2 separate regions of the Homo sapiens genome follow, and region 2 is linked to region 1. Evidence: chromatin contacts called from ENCODE Hi-C data. All regions are on one chromosome and are shown on one strand. Each heading gives the region's core, a stretch centred on a gene start or an enhancer-like site at or near the end of the contact. The rest is flanking DNA. Distances are from core to core; before and after follow the strand shown. Region 1 holds the start of GUCY1A1 (guanylate cyclase 1 soluble subunit alpha 1). Region 2 has its middle 120 kb from the start of GUCY1A1.

What was found. Hi-C counts contacts between places; a loop is a spot of excess contacts on that map. Pooled maps may share reads with other maps.
Region 2: a map of Right ventricle myocardium superior shows a loop between it and region 1 (1.8-fold over the local background). The contact joins the enhancer-like site here to the promoter of GUCY1A1 in region 1. A Hi-C loop is called at or near these places in 5 of 168 maps with a recorded cell type or tissue (PC-3, Right ventricle myocardium superior, heart right ventricle and 1 more), 2 of 37 single-sample maps with no recorded cell type and 6 of 50 pooled maps.

What each region holds. Positions count from the first base shown.
Region 1 is chr4:155,664,296-155,671,789 of GRCh38, reverse strand. It overlaps GUCY1A1 (guanylate cyclase 1 soluble subunit alpha 1), which reads right to left and starts at 4,942. Exons shown (of 10, transcript NM_001130682.3): 1 at 4,825-4,942; 2 at 4,371-4,444.
Region 2 is chr4:155,541,264-155,548,048 of GRCh38, reverse strand. No RefSeq gene overlaps it. Among named protein-coding and RNA genes, the nearest start is that of GUCY1A1, 120 kb to the left of the region's middle. Within about 2 kb of position 3,353, at least 4 of the 41 ENCODE cell types and tissues checked have a DNase peak (open chromatin) inside an H3K27ac peak, as active enhancers do; they include heart right ventricle, where a contact is called at or near this core.

The sequences.
Region 1 (7,494 bases), core at 3,693-6,192:
GTTAGATGTAAAAGCATTTTCTATAAATACTCTAAGAGGTAAAAAATTAAAGATATAAATATTATAGAGACAAATTCGATAGCTGAATATAAGAAAAGAGTTCTTATGCTCACAGCTGGTCAAAGAAATGCTTACTGTATTCAAGATGAGTGTTGACAAATAATTTGCCCAAACTGACCTTAACATCCTCTGTGAATTAAAAAGTATGGTCCTCTGCTAAGAATGAAGAGTCTGGAGATAATCTGGGCAGACTAGAAAACCTGGAAAAATCCAGAATATGTACCATGGAGAATTTGATATGACATTAACTAAAAAAGAATAAAATAGCTGCACAAAGTATCCTCCAAGCTGACATTGGAGTGAAGCAATTGGTAGTTGGCTACAAGATACAGTTATGTCTCTCTTTGTCCAGCTAAATCAACAGCAAGGAAGGTAAAGCAAACATTAAAAGTGAAGCTGACATTGGGAAGGCAGGTTCTGGTAGGTCTAGTGGCAAGAGATTTAAGGGTTGGAGCAGAGTTAAAATTGTTGGTGAAATAAATAACAGTTTACAAGCAATTCTGAAGAGGCCACAAACTATATGACGGAAGAGCACACAAGGGTCTCTGTCACCAAGACCATAGCTCCATGTGGTAGCATCAAAGCATAAACAAGCCTTAATTCAAGAATAACAATGACAACAATGTTAAGCTCTTTAGACACCTACTATGCACCAAGCACTATGGATCCAACATTGGATACCGTGAAGGAGATTTGAGTTTAATGGGAGATGCAGACATTTAAACAGGTACTTTCAATGTCATGTGACATAGCAAAAGGGGATAAATAGATAGGCTGGACCTAGAAAAAAAGGTCAGGATTAAGAAATGGGTCTGCCCCATTTGCTTCCCCCCTAAGAAGGTGTTCACTCTCAAAGCCATTGTCTCGTGTCGACTTCCTGCTAATTCTTAGTATGGTGAGATAGATGACTTGGTATGTGAGTTAATTAATTTGACTTGGCCTCAATTTTTAAAATGGAGGATTTGTTTTAATGAAATATTGTTTAATGGCCAGAAAGCATACCAGAAGTTAGAAACTACAGGCTGTGAGGCACATTCTTGTGGCAAGGAAGAGCCTGCTCCAGAGTCCCTCAAGTTTTAAGATGTAGCCATTCTCTCCTACTGTGGGCTGAGAGGGAAGCCCACTCTACAGCTCTTCTTTCACCCCTCCAAAATAACTCTGTTCATCCTCTGTAAGCCTTCGAGGCTATAGGAAGATGAAGCCTATTGGCATGAACCCAGGGAAGAAGAAAAATTACATATATAATAGGTAAGACATTTCAAAATGTTCTGAAAGAAAATAAAAGAAGCAGATATGATTCAGGATAGCCAGGAAATTACTTCACCCAAAGTAAATCAACTAGTAACTAAACATTGACAAAAGCTCTTCTTATATCAAGTCAAGATGTAGACACCCAAAACAAACTATTGCAGAATGAATGTAGATGGTCAAGAGACAAACATATTTTTAATTATTAATACTTTGGGGAAAAAATTTGTTTTTACAAATGTGCAGAAAAGTAATAAATAGAAATGTTTAAGAAAAGTGGCTTGGGTAAATATTTTTAATTAACCAGTGTAAAAATAGTGCCTTCAAAATGGAATATTCTCACAAATAAAAGCCAAGCAACTTCTTAGTGAATCTGACAGAAAAAGTCATTCTCAGTAACAGCTTCCTCCAAAAATTTTTCCCATTAATGCACATACTTTTTGGCTTGTATTACTGAAATGTTGCTTTACCTTTCCATTTCCCCTTACTTGTAGAGATTCATTCTGATGGCTAATTTGATGTTTATTTAGTTCTGAAAAAAGGTTAATTAGAAATTATGGGGGTGCAGATCGTGTTATTTTAAACTAACCTGTAAAGCAAGAAATATTATCCTCAGTCCACACTCATTAGTTGCTAGCAAATGTAAATGCAGGATTTAATTTCCCTTGTATAGTTTCTGAAAAAATTCAAAGTTATGCAATATCAATGTGTCAATAAAAGTGATGTTAGATAAACATTTAATTTTTTTCAATTTCATTTGAAAAATATAACAAAATTCTTAAAATTCGGTCACAAAATATTTTACTGATGTATTTGTAATAGATATACTTTAATTTTAATATTATCACTTGTTTGTAGTGAAATATTAAAATAGCTTTTCAAAATGTCTTAAGAAAGATCCCTTAATAAGACATAATTATAAGAGTTATAAGTACTAAGCATTGTGAAGTTTTTCACACTTTTGTTTTTGGTATTGCCATAAATAAATAAAATAATTTTATATTTCCTTCCTCATTCTCCGAATGACAGAAAACGATTTTAATCATGTTATTTAATACCTGAATATCTAGAAGCAAGACCTTTAAGGGGCTATTTATATTTCATACACTATGAGACACTATACCAAGCATAAGTACTTTATATTTTGATTGGATTTCAAAGACAAAAATATAATTTTTATTTTCTGTCGTATAATAGAAAGAGATCTTACAATATAAAGTATAAATATACCTTATAAATATAAATATAAGGTACCCATCTATTAATTACAAATTTCTACTAAATACGTTCACAGACCTGTTTCCTAATACATTAAAATACATACATCTGGTCTATTTTATGTGAAATATTTAACTACGGTAACACCATTTAATTGTTCTAGAATTTTCCTTCTAGCCTATGTCTGCAGGCTGTATGTAGACAGCCTGTTGTTTTGATAAGAAAAAGTATGGCTTACGTGTTTTTACCCCGTGGTTCTTAATTTTCTATTAGGACACAGGTCCATTTTGGATATTTGACTATGTACTATCTCCCTTAAAATGCAGCCACTCTAATGTTTAAATACAATTTTAGGGACTTCACGGCCCCTTGAAGAAGATCACGGACCCAGTTGTTTAATGGCTGAACAAAGCACAGAATGCATAGACAACTTCCACTGAAGCAATAATAAAGCTTATATGTATAACTTTCAGACCAATTAAGTGTTGCTTATTTTGGTTACATCGTCGTTGCTATCATAACGAGTTTACTTTTTACCACTGTACATAATAGGGTACCTGAAATGATCACTCTTAAAGAAAAAATATGTATAGCAATTTTAGGAAAAGCAACAGACCACTTCTACACTCTGAACCAAGATAAAAAAAAATTATATCAAGTGCTTCTATGCTTACCCATATGTAACAGGAAAGTTTGACGTTTGTACAAAGACAGTTCTAGTAAGTGGTAGAGATGTATGAAATCAAATCAATTCATTAAATAGGCATTTAGTGAAATTACCATAGGAGAACTGATCCTAAAACATCACTATTGATATGTTATAAATGAAGTTCAAATGAAAGAAAAAAAAATCTGTCCTATTTAAAACTCAGCACTGTTTCCATAGGTTCCAAATCAAGATGCCTTCAACCAGTCATCGTTAAGTGAGCCATACAATCTTCTGGCTTACTTCAGAAGATGTAAACTGTTTATCGAGTGCAAAATGAAAGAATAACCATGTGAAAATCAGTGAGCAGAGAAAGACGCACGAAATCCATAGCCTGAAATCACATGACCACATTGCAACGCAGCCCCTCACACCATTGTCACTGTCAGGCAGCTCAGGCGACAGGGTGCAGACAGGCGCGGAGACCGCGGTGGCCCCCTGCTCACGCTTTCTCCAAGAGCCGCAGTCCTAACGAAAACAGAAATGGGACTGCTAAGCAGTAAATCATTTGTCTCTCTCGCACACACGCGCACACCTCGTGGAGCCGCTGGGCAGTTAGCCGGCTGCCTTCTCTGGGCAGCCCAGCGATCGCAGCTTTTGCTGTGGAGGAGGACGCGCCTCTTACCCACGCCGCAGCCGGCCGGGTGAAGTTGCCCTGAAGCCCGCCACCGCCTCCAGCCCTGCTGCCTCCGGGGTCCAGGCATCCCCCAGCTGCGCCCGCTCGCTTGCCTGCCGGCGCGCCGGAGGCCGCAGCGCTGCACGCGGCTGATGGGCTCTGGGGCCCAGGCGCCCTGGCCGTGGGAGACCAGCGGCCCCGGCGCGCCCCGCGCGTTCTCACGGCCCGGCCCCGCGAGCTCAGCAGCCGGCGCGGCGCTGCTCGGCGCCCACCCCCGTCTGTGCTCCTCCCTCGGGCGCCGCGGGTCCCCCGGGCCCTGGGCCGGCCCCTCGGGCGTCCTCTCCTTTCCTCTCGCTCCTCCCCAGCGTGGGAACCCGATGCTGGCTTCCCAGGGCTGGGCAACTGGGAGCGTACCGAAGGTTTCTCAGGAGAGGAAGGAGACCCAGCCCAAGCGGGGGTCCCGGAAGAGGGACCGCCTGTCTGAAGAACCCCGACCCGCGTGGGGATGCAGCGACCACTTACTTGGTGGCTTCGCACACCTCGGGGCTGTGCTTCCGGATCTCTAGCAGCTCCAGGGCGCGCCTCGCAAATCCGCACTGCGAATGGAGAAAGAGAGCAGGCGTCAGGGGTGGCAGGCAGTGAGCGGGAGAGGGGACCCTGCAGTGGCACCTGTCGGTCCCCGCGCGAGTGCACCCTGGGCACTCGCGGCAGCGGCACTTACGCTTGGGTCGCTCATGTCTACCTGTTCAACAGGCTAGGCGGGACGCGGCGTGCCTCGGAAACTGTATCGCCCGCGTGGCTCCCAGACAGTCCTCCTTGCCTTTGTCTCTCTGTGTCTGTGTCTCCCTCTTTGATCACCCCAAAGGAACCCTTGCAGTTCCTTTCCATAAGGCATTCGATTTTTTCAGACCTCTGCCCGCCTCCTCCCCTTCTCCGCACCGAAAGACTGAAAAAGAAAGTAGCAGCCAAAACGCACCATGGTGAGATCACGCCCGGCTGGGGTCTCTAAGCTCCTCCAGGCGCTCCCTCCCCCACAGGTGTCCTCCGCCTGGGTCTGTTCCAGGCTGCTCGCTGCTCTAGCGCAGGAAAAGTGTAGGAAAACTCTGCACTGAAACCTGCTTCTGGAAAACTGACTCTGAGCTGAGTCCCACCCACTAGGCTCAGACTAGGGCAGGGGAACTGAGTCCTGGTCTCTGCAGCCGCCCAATCGCCATAACAGAAATCACTGTGTGGAGACAGAGACCTAGGGGCAGGGGACAAAAAAAAAAAAAGAGAGAGAGAGAGAGAAAGAAAAAAATTGGAGGGGACTCCAGGAAAATTTGGCACACTTAAAAAGAAAAACAAAAACATGTCTTCTCCACTATGCACTGGTGTGGAAAAACTGTAGTTTTCCACAGTTAAAAACTCCAACATTTCTGCTGGGGAAGTTGACATCTGCGCTGATGACTCTCTTGTCCTGGTTTTCAGATTTGAAGCCAATCTACTCATTTGCAGATGCAGTTTTATGGTTACAGAGATTTTACATCTTTTCAGTAAGGTCTGGCTTCTGCCTGGTTCAGTGCATTTAGTTATATTTGTTACCGTTGTGTGTGTTGTGATATTATGCTTTTAGTCACCTTTCTGACTTAAAAAAATCCCATCATGCTGTTCCATTGTGAATTAACAATTAATCATGATCTTTATGTGATCCATTTTCAATTCAGTTCAATTCATGGTTATCTTCCTCTTTTATATCTCCCCCAAGTACACCATCTAATCTGGTCCCATTTGTAAGCTCATCACATTTGCAAACTTTCTCCCAGTCTTGCCTACTGTGCTTGCCTCATAGTGAACATTAATCAGAATCAGGAAAAAAATACATTTAAATAAGTCAGGAACAGTTAAGAAAGTCAGCAATATAAGCACAGGTAGTCACAGAAACTTTTGCCTTCCTGCCATCTCAGAAACTTCTCTTCCTCTACATTTAACCCATGATACTCTCTTAGATCAGTAGGACATTTGTACTAAGAATATTTAGAACTTCAGATGTAGAAGGAAACTTAAAAAATACACAGTAATTCATTAGTAAAAAGAAGAGGGAAGTCATACTATTTTTAAGTAAATGCTATGAACATTCAGAAGAAAATGAGATATTGTCTGACAGGGTTCATAAAGGAACAGTACTAGAGATAGGACTTGAAGGATTGGTTATGTTTGGAAAAAGATAAAATAGAGGACTTTTTTGTTGTTTTTGCTTTTCTCTGACAGAGGGAAACTTGTGAGCAAACATACAGAGGTTGGAAAGGCATGACACTGTTATTCAAGAAACAAGGAGTAATACCATCTGGTAGAAATAAAAAGTACATAAAGAAAAGTGTAGGAAGATACGGTGGAAAGATAGGCCGGGTTCAGATGCCTGATCCGCAGTTGTCACGTGTTGCAGGCTTGTATAAAGACTTTGTTGTTGCTGTTGTCCTCGTCTGTTGATACCATTACCAATATTCCTTTCATTCTGGAAAATGACTTGTTTAACCCATTAATTTCTACTTTTACCATTCTCAAGTTTTATGGCACACCAAACTCCTTGATTAGTATTGCATTTGACCCCAGTACATTCTGCCAGGAGCTACCGAGTTTTACTAAGAGTAGACTCTCAACTGGATAGTGTCTTGTCTTCTTCCTCCTCTATCCTTTCTGACTGTCAGACAATGGGTAAGAAGAGGAAGCAACCAATCTAAACATAAGGGTGGCTAGAACCACCAAAAGGTGACTGCAAAAGACATTCTGTAATCTGGATGTTTGATATGCTCTAAAAAAGTAACAAGAGTTCCTTGTTGTTAGGGAAATACTAATCTTCACAGCCTAATTTCCTAGTAATGAAAATGGTTCATAACGGGATTCACTAAAATGCCTGCTGAGTGGATAAATGAATACCTGAATATTTCATCATCTTCCAGGTCCAATCTTCTTTCTTATAGTTGACTTATGGGTTAAAACCTACTTTCCTCCACTTTATGGAGAATAAGAAAGTTGTCATGACAACTTAATAAAAATGTTAACAAGGAAAATTACTCAGTGTAAAGCAATCTCCTTAGCCATGTTGATGCTGGCAGAAAAGCTCAAGAAATTTTTATTTCCTCTCAAGATGCTTTGTTTTTCTTGTACCTACAACCCACAATTGACAACAGCATGAAAGCATTTAAATGTACATTACTTTCACACTTGCAAATGAAAGGACAATGGCAACTAGAGATAGTATCTAAATCCTTGCTACTCAGAGTATGGTTTCTATATTAGCAGTATCCCATAACCTACAATCTTGTTGGAAATACAGAAGTTCAGGCCCCTCTCTAAACCAACTGAATCAGACTATCCATTAAACAGAATCCTCAAGTGATTCCTATGCACATTAAAGTTTGAAAAGCACTGGTCTACTATCAAGGCATTAAGTATGATAAGCCTCAAAACACATCGTATGAATCTTTCTAAATTCAGGGATTTTTAGAACCTGCATCTTTATTTTTCTGGGTTACTATTGCCATGTCAGTTCAAATAAAGTAATGGGACTAATGGTTTCATCTCTACTGACTTTGTGGACCATAAAAAATCCATAAACCAAGGGGAATTAAGAACGAGATAGAGAACAGTAAAAGGGTAGAAATGAGAG
Region 2 (6,785 bases), core at 2,104-4,603, 120 kb after region 1:
AGAATGTAAACTTAGTAACTGTTATTTTAACATGGTGAGAATCAAAAGTTTTTTGAATTTTAATCAGAAACATTATATTTTTATAATAATTTAGGAACATTGATTATCATTATAATATTAAGACTTCCCATTTAGTAATATGTTAAAAAGTTTAATTTATTCAAGCCTTTTAGTATCTTGCAGGTAAGCTGAACTTCATATGGGTTCTGCATATCTCCAACTAAAATTATTCAAATGTATTAAATGCTTTTTTATTGTTATATAATAGTTAATGAGGTATTTTGCATTTATATTTCTAATAAATTTTTGTCATCATATTAGAAAACGACTGATGTACATATTTTGTTACTGGACAAGTTCCTTCACCATGCATTTTCATTTTTAGTAGTTTTATAATTATCATTTAGATTTTGAAAATAAAACAAATTCTACCGTTTATGCTTCTGTCTGTAGTATGACTATCTCTCTTGCTGCTCATTGAGTGTTTGTTATGTGCCAGTTACTGAGGTATGCTCAAAAACTGCCTAATTTATTCTTATCAAAACCTTACGAGGTAGTTACTATGCTCCTCACTGAAAGTTAACTAAGGCTCAGAGAGTTATTAATTGCCAAAATATAGACAACTAATAAGGGATAGAGACAATAATTTACCTAACTTGCTGGATTGAAATAGTGTACTATTGTGTTTTAAAAATGCTTATAATTTAAAAAAATTATAACTTTATCTTTTTTTTTGAGACGGAATCTCACTCTGTCACCCAGGCTGGATTGCAGTGGCGCGATCTTGGCTCACTGCAAACTCCACCTCCCAGGTTCATGCCATTCTCCTGCCTCAGCCTCCCAAGTAGCTGGGACTACAGGCGCCCGCCACCATGCCTGGATAATTTTTTGTATTTTTAGTAGAGACGGGGTTTCACTGTGTTAGCCAGGATGGTTTCGATCTCCTGACCTTGTGATCTGCCCACCTTGGCCTCCCAAAGTGCTGGAATTACAGGTGTGAGCCACCGTGCCCGGCTTATCTCTTTTTTTAACACTAAAATTCTGTTATATTTTTCTTATTTTATTAGATCAACTGGAAATTCCATATCAAAATTAATGTATAGTTTTGGTAGAAGGCATTATGAGTATCTTCTTGACTTTAATGAGTATGTCGATAGTGATAATAACAATTATAATAATAATGGTTATCATTATGGTAGAGGTAATGTTACCTCACAACATTATTCCAACCAAAACAAGACATAATAAAAAGAATAAGGTTCCAAAATGAGAGTCACATGGTTTTAATCTAATTTTGATAGTATGTTGGAAAGTAGGTGATGTGTAATTCTTTACCCCTTGACTGTGGGCCTGGACTGTGTGACTCATTTAACATGACATAACCAAAATGTTGCACAGTGTTTTTATGATGGGCTTGATGATGTGGGCCTCTGTCATCATCACAGAACTTGCCCCAGTTGCCCTCCGATTGTAGAAGGCCGAGAGATACGCAATGCAGTCTAGAACCACAGCCCCTCAGGGTAAGCAGAGCTATCCCAGCCACTGCAGCCTAAGACATAGCTGCACCAGGCAACCAAGAATAAATGCTTGTCATTTTATAGCACTCAGTGTTGGGATGGTTTGTTATACAGTATGATAACAGGAATAGCTAATTAGTATAAGTATTTCCTTAAAATATTGTTTTCATTTTTTCATTAAATATTTATTAAGCATTTACTCTATGCTGTTGTGATGATAGGTACTAAGTCTGAAATAGTGAACAAGAAAGAGACAATATCTACCCTCATGACACATATTCTCTGGAAGTGTGAGAAAAGTTTTTTGAAAAGTATAATTTTCAACATGAAGAAAAGCAGAAGAGCCCATTAAAAAAAATCTTATTTTCGCAGTGTTGTCAGAATTGTTTTGAAATTTAAATATGCAAATAATATTAGAGAAGTAGAACTACTCAGAGGAAAAATGGTTGAAAAGGTTGGCAATCAATTTACTAAGAAAATTTGAAAAATTATTTTGACTTAAGTAATGTTAGTTTGGATTAGAGGAATGAAGATATAAACCTACGAAACATCCATATGAGGCTGTTCTTATTGGAACCTTGTGTAGCTATGTACCAGTCTATATAAATAAATGTGTAACATATATAAAATATGCGTACATGAATACATATATCACAAAACACATCATTTTATAAACATAAGAGAAAATAATACATATAAGGAAAATATATGGAGAAAATGAAATCAATAATGAAAATGAGCTACTGTGCATAGTCTATTCCTCATAAATTCTCATAAGATAATTTGCACAGTCCTGCAATGTGCTATTTAGTTAAAATTGCCTTTGGAAGGATGTGGAAGTGTGCCAAACTGAGATCTAGATATAATTAAAGGAAGCTGCTTCTCGTTCCTGTCATATAAATCTTCTGTAGAACACTGTTGGTTGTTATGTAAGAATTGTTAATATTCTTAATTCCATCAAAGTATCACACAAATGAAAACTCGCTTTAGATGTGGAGGACAAAACTTGCCACTCCCCTTGTCTGGGATACCAGCTCTGGTGGCCTGTATTCATGCTTGACTAAAATGATATGATACTGCCTGCAAATGATACTTTTCCATGGCAGAGATCCACATTCTAGCTGCACCAAACCCATACAAATGTGGTCCCTTATTCAAAAACCGGGAAAAAAAAGCTCTTTCTTCCTTCTGCATTCTACAAGTATCTTTGGATATGTTATTGTATTTTTTATCTGTTATTTAGCGTCATGCTCCGTGGACATGGGGATACTCAGCAGTTAAGTGCAGATCACTACAGACTCCTGGGGCCCTTGCACACCTGCCCTAACCTTCCCTGTTCCCACGCTCAGGCCCCTACTGGGGGCAGAGGGCAGCAGTGGTTGCTGGGGAGCAGGTAACCAAAAGCCCATTACAGAGAGACAGAAAGGCAGCAATGGAAAGTGTGCCAGTAGGAGGCGGGACATGCATGAGCGGAGGTTTTAAGCCCCTAGCAAATGCTTGATTGTCCCATTAGCTGTCACTTACAAAACACAAATTCAAAGATAAAATTATTAAGAATTTCAAGAATGAGACAGAAAGGCATTAAACCTCAAGAAAGGGGCCTGCTTCTGCGTGTGAGGTTTTGAGCTAGAGCTCTGTCCGCTGGACCTGTGAAGTGGGCCCTGGGGTGCGATTGTCTCAGAAACTGAAGTTTCTGTCCCTGCCCTAGCCCTTGACATTGATGTCCAGCTCTGCAGCTTGGCAGTGCACTCTAACAGTTATTTCTCAACTGCAGCTGCTGGAAATTAGGCCATCCCCACCCCCAGCTGGTATCCTCTAGCTCTGGGTTCCTGAGCTTTTTGTCTACAGATGGAGCGGGGACGAGTGCTCTGTATCCTGAGTTCCCCAGCATCCTGCCCCTGTTCTCAGCTGCTCCTCCACCACCGACCAGAATAAAATTCAGAGGTCAGCTGGCTCCTGTGTTGTGCTTTCTCCTTCAGGGTAACTGTAGCTAAAATTTCTAGGCTCATAGGGATACACCCCTCTCTACAGCTGTATTCAGTGTGTGATTTGGAGCAAATCATATCTACTTCTCCAGATAGCTAATTTCAGCAGAGATCAACTATCCCATTTTTAGTGAGAACTTCAAGCCCATTATGTGGTTTATATCTTTAGCTTTATCATCAAGGCCACCTATGCAGCTTATACAGTTTCTCTGGGGTTGGGAGTGCTATAGTCTGTATATTCGTTTTCCTCCAAAATTAATATGTTGAAATCTAAGCCTTAATATGTTGTTATGAAAAAGTGGGGCATTTAGGAGGTGATTAGGTCATGAGGGCTCCACCTTTGTGAATGGGATTGGTGTCCTTACAAAAGAGGCTGAAGGGGAATGTTTGTTCTTTGGATCCACAACATGAGGACCCAGCCAGAAGTGCCATCTTTGAAGCAGAGAGCATGCCCTCTCCAGACACCAAATCTGCTGGCGCCTAGATCCTATACTTCCCAGCCTCCAGAATTTTGAGCAATAAATTCGTTTTTTCTTTTTCTTTTCTTCTTCTTTTTTTTTTTTTGAGACAAAGTCTTGCTCTGTTACCCAGGCTGCAGTGCAGTGGCACGAGCTCGACTCACTGCAACCTCCGCCTCCCAGGTTCAAGTGATTCTCCTGCCTTAGCCTCCTGACTAGCTGGGATTACAGGCACAAACCACCACACCTGGCTAATTTTTGTATTGTTAGTAGAGATGGGGTTTCACCATGTTGGTCAGGCTGGTCTGGAACTCCTGACCTCATGATCCACCTGCCTCGGCCACCCAAAGTGCTGGGATTACAGACATGAGCCACCACACCCGGCCTGAGCAATAAATTTCTATTGCTTACAAAGCATCCAGTGTAAGGTATTTTGTTATAACAGCCTGAATGGACTAAGACAGGAAGTGAGGGGAAGGCTAGAAATTAATGGCTCTCAAAGAGTCACATCCTGCAACAGCTGAGTCAGACCAAGAAGCTCAGTTCAGGCCAAGCTGGGTGGGATCCTTTATTTGAGTGCATCTATTCTACAATCTTCCATGTGATCAGCTGTAAGTGTTGGATCTACCACTTGAGAGCAGAGTTTCAGGGGACAGAGGAAAGAGGACATCCTGACAGTTCATCTGACCCGTGAATACTGAGAATATTCAGCTCTGGAAAGGCCAACTGTAGGGAGCAGTGGGAAGATGCAGGAGCTGAGATTCAGTCAAAGGCTTGCAATCCTGGAGACACAGATTGCAAAAGCCCTGTCCACAGCAAGGGCTGGATAGAAATTTATCTCTGGTAAAAGAGTCTTTGCCAAAGTATTTTGCTTTATGAATTCACCATCATAGCCAGCCACTCTCTCTTTTTATTTATTTTTATTTATATTATTATTACTTTTTTGAGAAAGAGTCTTGCTCTGTCGCCCAGGCTGGAGTAAAATGGCACGATCTCGGCTCACTGCAACCTCCTCCTCCCAGGTTCAATCAATTCTCCTGCCTCAGCCTCCCAAATAGCTGGGATTACAGACGTCCACCACCACGCCTGGCTAATTTTTTGTATTTTTAATAGAGACAGGGTTTCGCCATGTTGGCCAGGCTGGTCTTAACCCCCTGACCTCAGATGATCCACCCGCCTTGGCCTCCCAAAGTGCTGGGATTACAGGCGTGAGCCACTCAAAAAATAATAATAATGTGAAAAAATACCTAGATATTACCTACACTTCCTCTACCCTCTGCCTGAAGGAGGGTAGCTTAAATATGTGAAATAGTATGAGCTCCCAGAGCAAGCAACACTGCTCACTCAGGGTTTGGGAAGGCGCACAAGCAGAGGTCTTTTAGCAAGATGCTGCCATGCCCCTTTAGTGGTTGCTGTAGACACACCCAGAGATGGGGAAGGAGGTCATGATTGCTTATATTAGGTTGGTGCAAAAGTAATTGCGGTTTTTGCCATAGGTATTTTTCCTATGGCAAAATCGCAATTAATTTTGCACCCACTTAATATTACTTTGCTCACCAGAACTACTATGGGTTTGTGGTGAAATTCAATTACAAGATCTTTTTTATTAAGATATAAACAGATATATTTCTTCCATAAGTGTGGAGATACCAAGATAAAAAGGCAAGAAACAAGAAGAACAAAAGAAGGGGACATTGGGCAGAATATCCTTGGATGTTACTCATTTTTCCTGAGTGCATGTATGTAGTTAGTTATATTTTAGATAGGTTTGCAACAACCCTGACAGACGTTTCTTGAGAACAGTGACCATATTTGTATTAGTTTGCTAGGCTACCATGACTGAAACACAGAAATTACTGTCTCACAGTTCTGGAGGCTAGATGTCTGGAATCAGGTTGTCTGTGGGGTTGGTGCCTTCTGAGGCCTGTGAAGTTCTGTGTCTCTCCTGTAACTTGTGGTGTTTTGCTGGGGATCTTTGGCATCCTTTGGCTTCTCTGTTGCATCACCCACATCTCTGCCTTCATCTTCACATGGAGCTCTCCCTGTGTGCTGTCTATGTCCAATCACCCCTTTTTAAAAGAGCGCCAGTCATGTTGGATTAGGGGCTCACCCTACCCCGGTATGATCTCATCATAACTAATTTCATCTGCAAGAGCCCTATTTCCAAATCAGGTCCCATTCTGGGTACTGGAGGTTAGGATTTCAACATATGCATTTGGTGGTGGTGGAGAGGACAAATTAATGCATAACAGTAAACTACTTAACCTATCTGCTTTTCGGAGATGAATCATTAGACAGTGGTGCCAGTGGTCTCAGATTTCATTTAGTAGATTTTCATGAGTTCCCTTAGGAATCCAGCTTAGCCATTTCCCAGGGGACATCGAGGTCTTTTATTCTGTAAACCCAGGGGAATCTCAAACCTCTCCCGACCTAACAGGGTAGTAGGGGTGTCCAGCAAAAATAGCTTCTTCTTTCTGAGCCATTCCAGAGGACGCTAGTTCCATCAGTCTTTGTTTCTCTTTTCTTTTTTTTCTTTTTCTTTTTTTTTTTTTTTGAGATGGAGTATCGCTCTGTTTCCCAGACTGGAGTCCAGTGGCGTGATCTCAGCTCACTGCAAGTTCCGCCTCCCAGGTTCGTGCCATTCTCCTGCCTCAGCCTCCTGAGCAGCTGGGACTACAGGCGCCCTCCACCACACCTGGCTAATTTTTTGTATTTTTAGTAGAGACAGGGTTTCACCGTGTTAGCCAGGATGGTCTCTATCTTCTGACCTTGTGATCCGCCCGCCTCGGCCTCCCAAAGTGCTGGGATTACAGGCGTGAGCCACC